2 separate regions of the Homo sapiens genome follow, and region 2 is linked to region 1. Evidence: chromatin contacts called from ENCODE Hi-C or POLR2A ChIA-PET data. All regions are on one chromosome and are shown on one strand. The core of a region is the stretch at or near the end of the contact, and the rest is flanking DNA. Distances in the headings are between cores, read along the strand shown. Region 1 holds the start of SATB1 (SATB homeobox 1). Region 2 overlaps SATB1-AS1 (SATB1 antisense RNA 1).

What was found. A loop is a pair of places that touch in the nucleus more often than their neighbours do. ChIA-PET counts read pairs that join two places held with the same protein, here RNA polymerase II (POLR2A). Pooled maps may share reads with other maps.
Region 2: a map of B cell shows a loop between it and region 1 (4-fold over the local background). The contact joins the enhancer-like site here to the promoter of SATB1 in region 1. A Hi-C loop is called at or near these places in 3 of 168 maps with a recorded cell type or tissue (B cell, HepG2 and OCI-LY7) and 3 of 50 pooled maps. POLR2A ChIA-PET finds 5 or more read pairs at or near these places in 2 of 52 experiments (B cell and activated CD4-positive, alpha-beta T cell).

The regions. Positions count from the first base shown.
Region 1 is chr3:18,422,993-18,428,130 of GRCh38, reverse strand. SATB1 (SATB homeobox 1) reads left to right here and starts at 2,792. Exons shown (of 11, transcript NM_002971.6): 1 at 2,792-4,504.
Region 2 is chr3:18,496,607-18,501,744 of GRCh38, reverse strand. The region is part of intron 4 of SATB1-AS1 (SATB1 antisense RNA 1); the gene reads right to left. Among named protein-coding and RNA genes, the nearest start is that of SATB1-AS1, 54 kb to the right of the region's middle. Within about 2 kb of position 2,269, at least 4 of the 41 ENCODE cell types and tissues checked have a DNase peak (open chromatin) inside an H3K27ac peak, as active enhancers do; they include B cell and OCI-LY7, where a contact is called at or near this core.

The sequences.
Region 1 (5,138 bases), core at 1,543-4,042:
AAATAAATTCCTTTTCTTTATAAATTACCCAATTTCAGGTATTCTGTTATAAGGAACAGAAAACAGACTAAGACAAATTTCTTTCTTTTTTTGTTATTTATTTTTATCTGGCTTTACACTGGCCAATACTCAGTGGCTTATAATGAAATATTCTAAAGGGTAGTTAATATATAGTAATTAATTTCATCAGTGATGTATACCACTAGTACATTAACCTCTATGTGCCATTTTACTTATGTCATTTCTTATAGTTCTGGAATAAAAAATGTGCTTGAGGGAAAGTTTATTGTGCTATATTGTTATTCATTATAATATAGTCATTCTTAGATGCCTTTATGCTCATTTATTCTGTTTATCATTTTCCAAGGCCATGTCAGTCCTTATTACATACTTTCATGTTTTGTGTTTTTGAATAGATTTGTGACTCAGATAAAAGGTGCTATTCAAATTTAAGGATTGCTGTATTAATTCCCATATTATATTAGCATTCACCAGGTCATTAGGAGGGTAAAACATTCAGATGGCATTTTGTCTTATTTATTTCTGTAAAATGATGTAATAAGCATGTTTACAATATTTTATTTCAGTCTATCTTAATATTGATATTTCCCGTGATCTTTGTTTAGTGGTGTTTTCTCTTAGTTTAAATTTTATTTTGCCCAACAGCTTTCTTTTCTTTTATAAAAAACATTCAGCTTGAGGTGACATTGCCTGGCTAAATTACATTTGTGTGTGTGTGGACCACTATAATTTTTCTTTATTTTTAAATGTTGCTATTGTTTGTAAATTTGTACAACAAGGCACTAGAGTGCACAGTCCCTACTGAAAACAAGGCAGGTTTCAGGGAAACATGTCAGGCATTACTAGTTTGAAGCAACTATTAAAGTATCCATATTGGAAATTTCAAATTTAACCTACCATATTTCTATTTCTTATACTTTAGCTAACATATCTTCCTTCAGATTTCCCCACATTTTAACTTTTAAAAATTTACTATCATTTGGGCTTTTTACTAAAAATTTGCCTTAAATTTCTTTTCCTATTTTTGATGCTGTGTTTTCTGTTTATCACATGTTCATTCTTTTGCTCAAGGCTTGGGTTTGTGTGCCAAGATTCACGGTTGCCTTCCCAGATTTGGCTAACCTTTCTGGTTTGTGGGTGAAACGTGGGTGCTATTAGAGTGATATATTTTCATTTTGTTTCTCCTAAACTTACTCTCCCCTAGGAGGCCATCATTTCCTACACTTTTCTGCTTTACCTTTTGGCTTTTCTTTAGATTTGTAATGTAAACAGTGTGCCTAAGAGTGTATTGGTGGCTTTACAGAGCTTAATTTGCAAATTTCCCTTTTATCTCAGTACTTGTGCTAACTTGTTGCTTTTTTATGTGTAACAAAATGTTTATCTGACTGATTTTTCTCTTTTCCCTACCAGCAAATTCTGAAAAATAATTCTTGTTTTTTGTTAATGATTAACTGCCTTCAGGGTGCTAAAATGGTAGAACTAAAACCTAAGCGATAAATGAGGCATTTCTATTTTGGGTTACATTGTAATATTCTTTATTTTTACATGAACTATATTTAATAGATTGTCTAAATAATAGGATCATACTTATGTGGTAATGACCATTTATCTAACTGGGTAACCTACCCTAGATTACAGCAGAAGTGTTTATTGCTACAACAGATGTATTTACCAACCCAAACTTTCCTCTTTTGCCTAGCGTAAATTATTTGAAGAATGATGGCATCTTTTCCTTTATAATAACAAGTCAGGTCTCTTTCAAGTGACCCAAATTTTGTTTAACTCGGCCACGTATTTCTTCTTCCAAAGTATTCTATGGCTCAGAAGTGAGGGCGATTTGAACCAACGTCTGACTAGTACAGAACGCTCTTACTCAGTTCTTTCTAATGTTGGCTCCTCATAGTTTAAGGACCACCCTCCTTAGAGGATAAACATTCCGAGCGTTTCGAGGCTCCTGGCCTTTATTGCTGTACACGTTTCTGCACCCTCCGCGCTTCCCCGGAGAGAACTGCCTTCCGTCTGTACCCCTCCAGCCACTTCCTGATGGCTCCCTACCTCATTCCTCAGCGCCTGTCACCTGCGTACCCGCGCCCTTCTCCCACGGGGCCGGTGCGTCTCCCTGTCCCCCCACCTCGCCTGTCCCTCTGCGACGCTCCAGGCGTACTCCTTTTTGTGGCTTTTGTGGCGTGTGGGTGGTTGGTTAGTTTTCTCCCCTGGCCCTCGCCCCCTCCTCCCCGTCATTTTCCTTCCCCCCGCCCCCCGTGCCCGTCCTGCCCGTCCTGCCCCTCCTCCCTCCCACTCACACACCTGCCCCTGCCGCCCGCGCGCCGCGCGCTCCCCTCCCCGCTCCGGCGGACGCTGCCAGGGAAGCCCCCTCTCCTCCTCCCCTCTGCGCCCTCCCTGGCGCGTCTGGCGGCGGCCGGCGCTAGCCCTCGCACAGCGCCCTGTTATTCTGGGTATTGTGTGTAATAAATGTCGGGCCGCCTCACTCTAATCAAGCTCATTACAAATTCTTGCGCGCCCGGGGCCGGAAATCGTGCGCTCCCCCCATTCCCTCACTCATTCACTAGTTACTTGTCTTTCGGCTTTTTAACTCGCCGCCCCCGCCCCCTCCCCCAATCCCGGCCCTCCAGCCCGGGTTTTAATCCCCATCCCTTTTCCGCCCGCTCCGTGCACCCTGCCCCCCCACGCCGCCTTCCTCCTCGGCTCCGCACCCCCTTCCTCCTCTCCTCCCCCCTCCTCCTCCTCCGCCGCCGCCGCCGCCGCCGCCACTTTCTCGCTCGCTCCCGTTCCCCGGACGCGGCGGATGAGCCGGCCCCGCTGGGGAAGGCTCCGGGCGGCGGCGGGCGGCCGGGAGGAGGCTGCGTGCTCGGGGCTGGGGCTGCGAGCGGGGTGATTTTGTATTAAAATGAGGAGGAGGAAGAAGAGGCACCCACAGCGGCAGCGGCGGCGGCGGCGGCAGCAGCAGCAGGAGCAGCGGCGGAGAGGGCTGCAGCCCGGGCGGACGCGCGGAGCCGAGCGGGGCACGGCGGCGGCAGCGACAGCGGCCGGGATGAGTCAACTAATAATTTAATGGGGGCAGAGACGGCAGCGAGGGGTAGAGCTAGCGAGGGAGAGAGCGAGAGAAGCAGCCCCGTCCGGGGACTCGCGCTCACACTCACGCACACACACAAACACACACACACCTCTCCCTGTGCCACCCAGCAACACCCGGCCTCGTCACAACAACAACAGCCGCGGCCGCCCTCTATCCTGCCCGGGGGCCCAGCCGAAAGCCAGGGCGACTCTAGAGGACGCTGCCCGCCCCCCTCTTTCATTTCGGGAAACTCCTGATCAGTTTTGTCGGGGTTTCTGGGTTTCTTTTCCCCCAAAGTCCTAGTGCCATTGTGGTGCTCGTTGTTTACCTCGGACTCTGGACGAGTGAGAGCTTGGCGACTTTTTGGGGGGAGGGGGCGGGGAGTTTGTCGCTGCCTAGGCGGTGGAGGTGGCTGGGGGTGCCTTCTGATCTTCCTCCTCCTCCCCCTCCCCCCGAACCTCTTCTCTCCTCACTTGCTGGGACCCCAGACGCTCACAGCCCCGCGTCAATGGGCAGGGAGAGGGTCCTTGCGGCTGTTGTCAGCGAGGGCAGAATCAAAAGTGGCATTTTAGTGCCTTTCCGGGGCTTTTCTCGCGACCCCCTGCCCCCCACCCTCGCTGTCCCCCGCTAGATGCCCTCGTTGGGGGTGCGAGGCTGTGGGGAAAAGTTTAAGGTTTGTTAATATTAGTCGCGATTGTTGGCGAGGGGGGTGGGGGTGATTGGAAGGGAGGCGAGGTGGCCTTCCCAATGCGCGTTATTCGGGGTTATTGAAGAATAATATTGCAAGTGACAGCCAGAAGTAGACTTTCTGTCCTCACACCGAAGAACCCGAGTGAGCAGGAGGGAGGGAGAGACGCGAAGAGACCTTTTTTCCTTTTTGGAGACCTTGTCCGCAGTGATTTTTTTTTTTTTAAGAGAATCCTCAGTCACCACGTCGTTTCCCCAGCACCATCACAGTGTACAGCTCATAACGGGTTTTGCTTTGTTTTTACGATTTCCCCCCAACGAATCACTTGTCAGATCAATTTTATCTTCTTCCTCCTCCCTGCTTCCCACTCTCCCCTCCTCCCCATCGCAAACCCTGTTCTCTGAGGTTAGACATTTTACAAACCCCTATATGTTGGTTTTCGAATTGTGATTTTTTTTTTAAACCCCTTTCTCATGGCTACTCTTCTAGACGTTTATTTCTGCCCTTCCCCCGCTTAGGGGGGCGGGGGTAGGGGAAAGGAAAATAATACAATTTCAGGGGAAGTCGCCTTCAGGTCTGCTGCTTTTTTATTTTTTTTTTTTTAATTAAAAAAAAAAAGGACATAGAAAACATCAGTCTTGAACTTCTCTTCAAGAACCCGGGCTGCAAAGGAAATCTCCTTTGTTTTTGTTATTTATGTGCTGTCAAGTTTTGAAGTGGTGAGTTTCAGGTCGGTTTTGCTAATTTCACTCAGTAAAACTGCAGTGTTTCTGTTTCTAGATAGTACTTTGCTTCTTTGTCTCTTTAAAAGGTCACAGTGAAAGCTTGGCCTGGATCGTGCCGGCCATATGGAATGGATAAGGGCACAATCTTAAAATGTGATTATGGGGTTGTGTGGGGGCGAAGGAGGCGATCCAGCTAGAAACTCATTGAAAAGGATCTCGCTTTGCAAAAAATCGGTTCCTAAAAAACTAGAATTTCGAGATTTTCTTTCCTTTTAAAGGAAATAATTGTTGTTACTGAGTTCACTGTTTTATTCAGTAATTATCATATATGGTCTTAGTTTATGGGCAGATAAATGGGATTTTCAGAAAGTAGCTTGCTTTCTGTGTGGCAACCAGACATTGCACTAAAATGGGTTGTAACGTGTAACTCAAAAGAAACTCTTCAGCCTGGCATCTGTTGAGACCATAGTTAGTTCCTGCTGCTGTCATCCAAGCAGGCCTGTTGGAGGTTGCTCTTTTCAATCCCAAACTGAGGTTTGGTGAACTTTAGCCCGGGCATAGAGTTAAAATGAGTAAATTGGGTGTTTTATGCGCATTTAATTTTGGTTTGTAATGTAAAGCTTTTTAC
Region 2 (5,138 bases), core at 1,020-3,519, 74 kb before region 1:
GAAGGACAAAAAGGAGGAGAATTAGTCAATAAAGTAATTTCTTATGTCAGCCCTTGTGATAAGCCTTTTACATACATTCCTATAACATCTCTTAAAGAAGGTATTATTCTAGCTGTGCAAAGGGAAAACAAGTTCAGGGAGGTTATGTTACTTACCAGACTTTGCCAGCTAATAAGTTTCAGAACTATGGTTTGAGACTCTGAGTATAACCCAATATGTAAACCAATATGCCATATTTCTAATCAATTAATTGCAAAATCTGCCCTCTAGAACTTTTTCATTGTTTTAAGGAGGTATTATTTGCATACAATGAAATGCTCAAATCTTAAATGTGCATTCCCCCAGTGTTGATGAAGATAAACTGTTGTATAACTCACACTCCTATCTATATATATAACATTTCCATTGCTCAAGCACATTTCCTCCTTGTTTGTTCCAGTCAATCCCCGCTTGTTACAGTCAGCATAACACTGCCCTAACAAAATATTACAAATTGAATGACTTATAAACAACATTTATTTCTCACAGCTTTGGAGGGTGGAAAGTCCAAGATCAAGGCACTAGCACATTCAATGTCTGGTGAGGGCCTGTTTTCTGATTTATAGATAGTGCCTTCTTGCTGTTTTTTTCACTTGGTGGAAGGAGCAAGAGAGATTTCTGGAAACTTTTAATTGGGATTAAGGGCAGTAAATCCCAATTATGAGGGCTCTGTCCTGCTGACCTAATCACCTCCCAAAGTCCCCACCTCCTAATGTCATCACACTGGTAAGTAGATTCAACATATGAATTTGAGAGAGACACAAACATTCAGACCACAGAACCACTGCTTTATTTCATCACAGGTGAGTTTTACCTATTCTGGCCCTTCATATAAATGAAATCATATAGCATATACTCTTTTGTGGAAAACTTCTTTAGCTCAGCATTTTGAGAATAATTTATATTATTTATGTATATCAGTAATTTGTATATATTTATTGCCAAGTAATATTCTATTATATGAATAAACCAAAGTTTGTTTATCTACTGTTTTATTGATGGACATTGGAGTGACTGGCTATTATGAATAAGGATGCTTTAAACATTCTTGTACAAATCTTTTTGTTGACACATGTCTTCACTTCTTTTTAGTAAAACCTAAAAGCATAAATGGTGAGTCGTAGGACAGGTGTATGTTTACATGAGAAATTGCCAGACTAATTCCTAGGTCGTTTTGTCATTTTATACTCTCATTATCAGTGTATGGTGATTCCACTTGTTTCACATCCTCAACAACACTTAGTATTGTCAGTCTTTTAGTTGTAGCCATTCTAGTGACTCTGTAGTAATAACTCATTGGTTTTAATTCACATTTCTCTAATGATTTATTATGTAGACCTAGACATCAAAGAAAACACAGGCATATATCTTAGTGACTTAAGAATAACAAAAAATTCCTTTTACAAGACACAGAAAGCACTCACTATTAAAGGAAAAGCATAAAGATATAGTAGACTTCACAGAAATTAAAATCGTAAGAAAATAGGTTTAAAAGCCACATGTATGTACATATAATATATACATGCAAAGGACTTGTACCTAGACTATGTAACAATTTCTATAATGCAATTTTTTTAATCCAGTGGAAAATTATGGGCAAGAGATTTGAACAGGCACTTCACAAAGGAATATATATATACGCACACACAAAATGACCAAAAAGCACATGAGAAAATGCCTCATAGCATTTCATCATTACCTTTTATAGAAGCCATCACTTTTTATTTTTGTACCACAGTTTGTGAAAGTATAACTCCCAACCCAAACTGTATAAACCTGAAAGTACAATGAATATTTAAGGCACCTTTGTCCTACCTCCAAGGTATATGTACATGTGGAGGAGTGAGAGACTCACAAATATTTTTAAATCATTGAGCAAATGAATTAACATTGTATATCTTAAGACATTTTAGCAGACATTAATATTGCAAACAAATGAAGCAGTAATAAGGCAGTGCCTAGAGAAGAAAAAGAAAACAGATAACAAGAGAAATAAGCCTAAGAAGTGAGGGGGCGGGGGGAAGTATTTCTCACAGACAAATGAAGTGAATTTAAAACGCTAGTGTAAAATAAAAGAGGAAATAGGGTTAGTAGAATAAAACAACAAAGATAATGTGAAGCAAACTTTCCCAAAATAAGACACCTACTCTTTTGCATGGGCAACCCATCTCTGTGTGGGTAATTTTGCATTAACAAAAGCCCAGGGGAAGCTATCAGACCAAAACAGGAAGCCGTGCATGTGTGCTCAGGTGGAAGTTGCCAAGACATGCCCCTTGTGTACTCTGATGTGCATTCTGCTTGCCAGAAAACTCAGATTCCTTGTCAGAAGTTAGACCCAGAAAATGCAGATAGCATCATTATTGCATCCACAGTAGTGTTTTCAGATTCTGGTGACATCATCTAGGAATTCTCAGCCATGATAATTTTAACTCCTATGGGGCATTCTCTTTCTGAGATAAAATTTGTCCACTGAGCCATTTGTGAATGACTTATATGAAACCCATTCATCCCCATGATTCAAAGACTACTGTTCAGTATTTATAGTAACTCTATAAGGAATTTTCTAGAACTATAGGCTTACTCGAACCATCTTTATAATTATTTCAAAATAATAAGGCACATTGTTTCAGATGATGACCTCAAGACTCAGTTATTTTCAGGCTAAATCTCTGAATATATTTCAATGATCTTATTTCTATCTCAAATTTCAAACTAATTTGTATAAATCATTTAATTTCCATGTGAAAGACTTTTTTCTCTCCTGATCAGATACTAAAATATCAGAACTTTGAAACGTGGAAATTCTGACCAATAAATGCAATTTTCATGATTTTTCTTTTTGGGATTCTCAGGAGGAAAAAAAACCTCACCTATTGAATAAGTTACATTTCATGACTAGGGCAGTAAATTAGTGGATTCGAGGTAAACTCTGGGTGAGGTGTATATGGGTTCTGGGAATAGAACCAAAAACAGAAGTTTAAAAAAAGAGAGAAGCTTGAAAAAATTTAGAGAACCCTAAAAAATGAAATTCCAGAGGGATATCTTATACTTAACTGTAAAATATGTGTGCTTGTGTGTGTGTGTGTGTGTGTTTGTGAGGGTGGGTTGGGGGTGTATGGGAGTCAGAAAATGAAAAACTTAAGTGAAAGTTATAGTTTTGTTGGGAAAACCTTCAAGGCTGAGTTTTTCTGTCATGAAATCAACACATAAAGCTATTTTATAAACAAAGGAGATGGAGACAGTTAACTTATAAATAGATCTAATTCACACACTCATTCATTCATAATTTAAATCCTGCAACAGGAAATAGAGCATATTCTAAACTTAATCTCATCCCCTTCTTCAATGCATTATGAAGCTCAAGACATAGTTTTGAAACAAATTAAAGATACTATCTTTATGTAAAGGATAAAATTTGTTATCCTAAGATATAGTAAGTGGGTTTAGCCAATGTGAATCTTGTGTCTTAGGCTCACCCAAAAGTCCTATAAATGAATCCAACCTAACCTTAGAATGCCCATAACTACATGCACACTGAATTTCTGTCTGACCACCTGGACTTCAGCCCAAACTGTCATGCTCTCCTTAGCTTCCAGGTTCCACATCTCAGCTCCTGACATTGCTTTAAGTTCTTCTGAGTTTGGTGCCCTTGTCTCAGCCCTTCATTCCCACCATGCTCTCAAGACTTCAGTATTCAGTCTCTCACACCAGATCTCCAGGTGAGAGTCACCCACATAGCAACTTGACCCAGGTTGGTGAAACCAATCAAACATTTGCTTACTCCCATCAAGATTCCTACAGGGAAAGGGTTACATTCAGTAATTCTATTTGCCATCTTTGTTGCAAGCATTCTCTTCTTTTTCTAGAAAATGTCTCCTAGAAACTAAATCAAATGCAGGAGATGGCTTGGCAGTTACCAAGAGAAGTCATTGAAATAACTCCTGCAAAGTCATAAACTGTTGAGGAAGCAGAAACTAAGGACTGGCCATTTGCTTTTTTTAAACACCAAGCTGAACAAATTTTCTAGCTGTTTCTAAGAACTAGAAATTGTAATTCATTCCATTATACCTTGATAAAGTTGGGAAATATGAAATAGTTGACACCAACTTAAAGGAATTAACATGTCTGGGAATGTTTGAAATGACATTTTGGATTTCGGAGTGAATATGCAGACACATAAATGAGCTGAGTAAAACATCAGGGTGTTATTATACTAAAGATTCATAAAACAATAGCAAACTGTACAAAAATATTGCTTTCCTTGCACACTCTGCTCAAAGAGAATTTCCCATTTTACTTTTAACATTTGGATCCAACTGTTTTTACAGCCATCTCTTTGGTGTTAAAACGGAGGATAAACATATTTATCTCTAAGCAAAACATACCCAGAAAGTAAGAACTCCTTTAAAAAATGACTATGCCTGAGATGCCACCTCAGAAGTATTATTCTCTAATTGAAGACAACCATCTAAAATACACATACAACATACACACAGATGTTGTGTGTATGCCAGATCTGAAGCCAGAGACCTAGATAAACATAAGGCAAGGAGAAGCCACCAAAACCAAATGGCAGAGTACTCTTCAACCTGGGGGATGGACATACTACCTCAAACCATTCTTGAAGCCTCCCTTATTTCTCATGTTTTCTCAATGAATAGCTAAAAGGAGAAAAAAGTGCTGTGGCCAGGATTGGGAGAAAACAAAATTAAATGGTTCAAAATTCTAGAATGACATCAAGGTAAAGGCAAATTGATTACAGTTATCATTTTCTTTGTCTTTTCCAATTTATAGTAAACGGACTCTGAGAATACATGCTTGGGGCTCTTCTGCTCTCCTTGACTGCCCTCTCTCAGGGTAATGATGGCTTAGATTTTCCAATAAAAAATCTGATATAGAATATATATACATCCTAAAAAAGATGTATGTACATCATTTTTCAGATGTTTAATATTTTTTAAATGCTCAAAGAGGGTCTCATATTTAAAGGTCTCCCCAAAATTATATATGTCTAAGTTCTAATTTTGGCATTTGGGACTATAATGTGCATCATATAAGAATAGTATTCCATTTCAGAATTAGTGAATGGGTTTGCTACA